2 separate regions of the Homo sapiens genome follow, and region 2 is linked to region 1. A link is an interaction called in ENCODE POLR2A ChIA-PET data of the cell type or tissue named here. Cell type or tissue: PC-3. All regions are shown on one strand. Links, peaks and the distances in the headings refer to the core of each region. The heading gives the core; the rest is flanking DNA.

What was found. Peaks named below come from ENCODE experiments on the same cell type or tissue, not always from the same donor. Only the 100,000 strongest peaks of a DNase experiment are listed, where the experiment ranks them.
Region 2: POLR2A ChIA-PET joins it to region 1 with 5 read pairs; 1 of 35 experiments calls an interaction of 5 or more read pairs at or near these places.

What each region holds. Positions count from the first base shown.
Region 1 is chr14:64,837,180-64,840,104 of GRCh38, forward strand. All of the region lies in intron 1 of SPTB (spectrin beta, erythrocytic), which reads right to left. Among named protein-coding and RNA genes, the nearest start is that of SPTB, 41 kb to the right of the region's middle. In PC-3, for the core only: no CTCF peak of the experiment used is centred there; a DNase peak (open chromatin) is centred at 1,672; H3K27ac peaks cover 882 bases.
Region 2 is chr14:64,697,586-64,700,510 of GRCh38, forward strand. No RefSeq gene overlaps it. Among named protein-coding and RNA genes, the nearest start is that of PLEKHG3, 5.4 kb to the right of the region's middle. In PC-3, for the core only: no CTCF peak of the experiment used is centred there; a DNase peak (open chromatin) is centred at 1,576.

The DNA of each region.
Region 1 (2,925 bases), core at 158-2,657:
CCTGTCTCTTGGAGGCTCAGACCTCTTAGTCTCATTGCTGGCCTCTTCATAACCAAGAGATTTGATAAATTTTCCAACCCTATTCTAGCATCTTGTATTTAATTATGGAATCAAGACAAGTACTCACAAGTAGGTTGACACTTTTATCTATTCATGAATTCAACTATTTACTCAACAACAGCACCCTACAGCCTATTACATCCTTACCTATAAATATAAGACAATATGGGCAAGATCTAAAAACATTAAAGAAAGAAACCAAAGATCTAAATAAATAGGGAAATATACCATGCCTAGGGATTGGAAGAATCAATATTGTTAAGATGTCACTTCTCTCTAAACTGATCTATAAATTCAAAGCAATGCCAGTCAAAATCCCAGGAGAACTTTTTTTGAGAAATCAACAAGCTGATTTATTTTATTTTATTTTTACTTTTTTAAGACAGAGTTTTGCTCTTGTTGCCCAGGCTGGAGTGCAGTGGTGCGATCTCAGCTCACTGCAACCTCTGCCTCCCAGGTTCAAGCGATTCTCCTGCCTCAGGCTCCCAAGTAGCAGAATTACAGGTGTCTGTCACCACGCCCGGCTAATTTTTGTATTTTTAGTAGAGACAGAGTTTCACCATGTTGGCCAGGCAGGTCTCAAACTCCTGACCTCTGGATCACCTCTGGTGATCCACCCACCTTGGCCTCCCAAAGTGCTGGGATTACAGGTGTGAGCCACCGCGCGTGGCCAACAAGCTGATTTTTAAAATTTCTATGGAAAGGCAAAGAAAATAGAATAGACAAAGCCATTTTGAAAGAAGAACAAAACTGGAGGACTTACATTACCTGATTTCAAGACTTACCACAAAGCTACAGTCATCAAGATAGAATAGTATGGCAAGAAGATAGACATATATATCAACGGAATAGAGTCCAGAGATAGATTGACATATATGGCCAATTATTTCCAACAGAGGTACAAAAACAACTTGATGGAGAAAGGATAGTCTTTTTAACAAATTCCGCTGGAACAACTGGACATCCATATGCAAAAAAAGTGAACCTTGACCCATACCACATACCATATACAGAAATTAATTCAAAATGGATTATTGATCTAAATATAAAACCTACAGCCATAAAATTTCCAGAAAAAAAATCAGAAGAAAATCTTTGTGGCATTCGGTTAAGCAAAATATTTTAAACACTAAAAGTATAATCCATAAAAGATCAGGTATCATAAAAGAAAGATTTGATCAATTTGACCATCAAAATTAAAAATGTATGAAAATACAAGCCACGGACTAGCTGGAATGTTTGCAAAACATGTATCTGATAAAGTAGTTGTATTCAGAATATATAAAAAACTCAAAACTCATCAATAAGAAAAATCTCAATTTAAAATGAGCAAAAGATTTGTACAGACGCTTTACCAAAAAAAGAAATATAATAGCAAATAAGCACATGAAAGTGTGCTCAAATTCATTCGTCATTAGGAAAATGTAAATTAAAACCACAATTAGACACCACTCTATACCTATCAGAACGGCTTTAAAAAAAAAACAATTCTGCAGTTTCTTATAAAATTAAACATACCATATTTACCATATGACTCAGCAATTGCATTGACAGGTATTACCTGAGAGAAATGAAAACATGTTCACATAAAAGCCTCTATGCAAACATTTAGGGCTGGGTGTGGTGACTCACATCTGTAATCTCAGCACCTGGGAGGCCGACGCAGGTGGATCACCTGAGGTAAGAAGTTTGAGACCAGCCTGACCAAAATGGTGGAACCCCATCTCTACCAAAAATACAAAAATTAGCCTGGGGTAGTGGCGGGTGCCTGTAATCCTAGCTACTGGGGAGGCTGAGGCGGAGAATTGCTTGAACCCGGGAGGCAGAGGTTGCAGTGAGCCGAGATCGCACCATTGCACTCCAGCCTGGGCGACACGAGTGAAACTCTGTCAAAAAATAAAAGCCTCTATGCAAATATTTATAGTGGCTTTATTTATTCTGACTAAAAATTGGAAACAATAGATAAACCGATTGTGGTACACTTACAAAACGGACTACTACTCAGTGGTAAAAAGGCAAGAATTGATATATGCACAACATGAATGTATCACAGATGCATTCTGCTAAGCAAAAGAAGCTGGACTCAACAGGCTGCTCACTGTCTGATTAAATGCATACGCTGTCCTAGAAAAGGCAAAACTATAGGGACAGGAAATAAATCAGTGGTTGCCAGGGGTTAGGATTGTAGGGTTGGGGAAACGAGTTGACAGAAAGGAGCATGAGGGAATTTTGGAGGCTGATTTTGATGATGGTGATACAAGTATATATATTTGTCAAAACCTATAGAAATTTACACTAAAAATAGTGAATTTTACTGTATGTAAATTATGCTTTGATAGACCTAAAAGCAACATATTAAAACTAAAATTATAAATAAACATAAATGAAAAGATTAAAAGCAAATAATTATGAAGCACCTGGCAGTCCCATTGCCATAAACTGCTCTGATGAGAAAAATGTAGAATTATTATAATTTATTTTTAAGTAATGCAAGAGTTTTCTTGAGCAAGGTTCTATAATGGAATTTTATGAATTCTTTCCTGAGGTAGCCTAACACGTGGTACAAATAATGATACAACAAGATAGAGCTATGCAAGTGTCAAGAGAGAGGCATAAATAAGTGCCATAGAATTTCAGAGGCAGAGAGAATACTTTAAGCTACAGAAATTAAAGAAGCCTTCATGGAAGAGATGGCATCTGAGTTGGGTGCTGATAAAAGGGAATGATGATCTTTATTGTCTATGTAAACAATGTCTATCAGAAAGTTATCTCCTGCAATTTCTCCCTGATCCTCTTATGACCCTGTGAGACAGGTGGGAAAGGTACTATTAATTTCAGTTTCAGTTAAACAAACTAAGACTTAGA
Region 2 (2,925 bases), core at 265-2,764, 140 kb before region 1:
ATTCTATCCCCTAATTTTCTCAGCAGACCTAAGACAGCCACAGGCCTGGGATGAGGGTATCTGAAGGAGGGTTTATGAAGCCAGGTTTTTCTCCCTAGATAAACTTGGAGGTCAAGGATAAAGACAGCTTGTTGTAGCAGAAAGATCCAGTTTGAGGTTTCTTAAGCTGGTAGAATCCAAGACTCGCAGGATTAGAAGAGATCCTGGAAATCCTGTAAGACTGAGAAGATGGCAGCTTTGTTGCAGGAAGGTGGAAAAGATAGTGAACCAGGATGACCTCCACAAAGTACCACTCATGAAGGCAATTGAGGTTTTGATGGGAGTGCCTGGAGGCCAAGAGTAGGATGGGGCCATGTGGGGTCTTTGAGCTCAGTCACTGTTCGAGTGAAAGCACAAAGTTACTTTATCCTCCCTTGGACCAATTCCTCATTTTTCCAGGAGGAGTTGCTGGTGACTTAGGAAACCTGATGGAATAGGTCCCAGTTGCCCTAATCGGGTTATAACCAACCCATGTTTCCCGTATGGCCTGGCACAGAAACCAAAAGAAGGTTGTGCAGATCTGGGGGTCACAGCTGTCCTGTCCTCTTTGAACAAACTAGAGAAGGCTAAGAGGAAAACATCAACAACCAAAATTACAGTCAGGAAGAAGTGCCTCCATCTGCAAGTAACTGGGCAATTACCTGCTAATTAAGCTCTCAGTTTGTTTTCTGAGGCTTAAAGTGTAGTACTTGGTAGATGTGCCCTGCCCTGCTTGTCACCAAGGTGTTGAAGATGAAGCATTTCACATGAATCAAGATGGAACTCTTCCATCTGATTAAATATAATAGCTTGATTTATTTCAACATCATGAGGTCTTAAAAGCAATGCCCTTTTATAGTTGGAGCACTGGGAGGGATTGCAGGGTTTTGAGTCCTCTGTATCTGCGGGTGGCGGTGGGGGAAGAGAACGCACCAAGAAGGGAATAGACACGCAGAATACACACCAGTGTTTGTCAAAGTATGGACTGTGGATTTATCTCTTTTGCATCTGAATCACCTGCCCATTATGAATACAGATTCCTGGGTCCACATCGGTCCCAAGTCAGACATTTTCCACATGATTCTTCAGAACATCCAGGTCTGAAAATCTCAGGTAGGGGTGGAAAGTCTTCTGGGGATATTAACATTGATCTATGAAGTCCACAGACCAATCAAAACACCATTTCAGCCAATAGTGTCTACACATACCCCAGGAAATCTTTTGCTTTAGCATTAAACAGATGATGGTTCCATGTTTATACCTCATCTCCCTATAGGTGGAGATGCAAATAGAAAAGCAGCCCAGCATCCCGAAGCCAGCGAAGAAACAGCACGCCTGTGTAAAAATTAACCCCCAGATCATCAAAGGCAGGCGTCTGCGTGCCAACTCCCTAGTCTCAGGTGTTGTAAATGCTGACTACTGCCAGTTTATCTACTGATAACGAAGGTGAACATAAGCAATCTCCAGAAATCGTTCACATGGGGCTCCCAGGTTCTTGAAAAACCACAAGAGATTGACAAATGCTTCTATTGTAGACACAAATGCAAACAAACAGCTCATTTCCTCAAGAGCTCCCCACTGCAGTGGCTGTAAACAGTATAGGGAAGGAGGGGAGAAGTCTTCTTTTCCCTTCCCCCACAGCTTCTTCCCCTTTCTGATGTCAGATTTTTCTGACACTAAGAAGTCCAGACTAGGGGAAAGAAGCTATTAATACAGAACTTCAGGAAGGGGATCCCCTTCCCCCAGAGGCCGCAGTTCTTTCAAAGTTTGTTACAAACCCTCCTTTTTTCTAGTTTCAGAGAGTCTGGGGCCCTAAAGCTTTGAATCCCTGAGTCTTCTGAGACATTGTGTTACAGTGCTTCTCAAACTTCATTCAGTGTGCTCTGGTGAAACACAGAGCTGGGTCCTGCCCACCAAAGATTCCAGCAGATTGTAATAGATTGTGATTATAGGCAGCCCCCAATACTCAGGAACAGGGGGTAGTAGCTCACATTAAATTAAAAAAATGCGGCCGGGTGCTGTGGCTCACGCCTGTAATCCCAGCACTTTGGGAGACCAAGGCGGGAGGATCACCTGAGGTCAGGAGTTCAAGACCTGCCTGGCCAACATGGTGAAACCCCACCTCTAGAAAAAATACAAAAATTAGCCGGGCATGATGGCGGTGCCTATAATCCCAGCTACTTGGGAGGATGAGGTGGAAGAATCGCTTGAACCCGGGAAGTGGAGGTTGCAGTGAGCCAAGATCGTGCCATTGCACTCCAGCCTGGGCGACAAGAGCGAAACTCCTTCTCAAAAAAAAAAAATGTTTTATTGAGATATATTTCACATACCATACGATCCTCCCATTTAAAGGTTTTTTTTTTTTTTTTTTTTTTTTTTTTTTTGGAGACGAGGGAGTCTCGCTCTGTCACCCAGGCTGGAGTGCAATGGCACGATCTTGGCTCACTGCAACCTCCACCTCCTGGGTTCAAGCAATTCTCCTGCCTCAGCCTCCTGAGTAGCTGGGAATAAAGGTGCATTCCACCACACCCGGCTACTTTTTGTATTTTTAGTAGAGACGGGGTTTCACTATATTGGTCATTTAAAGTTTTTTAGTATATTCAGAGTAGTGCAACCATCAGAATATTTTACAAGATTTGTATCACTCCTAAAAAGAACCCTGAACCCGTCAGCAGTCTCTCCCTATTTCTTCTAACTTTCCTCAATCCCAGCCCCAGCCCCAGGAAACCAGGAATCTACTTTCTCTCCGTATGGATTTGCCTATTCTGGAGAGTTCATATAAACGGAAGTATACAGCATTTGACCTTTTGTGACTGGCTTCTTTCACTTACTATAATGTTTTCAGTGTTCATCTATGCATCAATACTTCATTCCTTTTTATGGCTGAATAATATTCCACTGTACAGA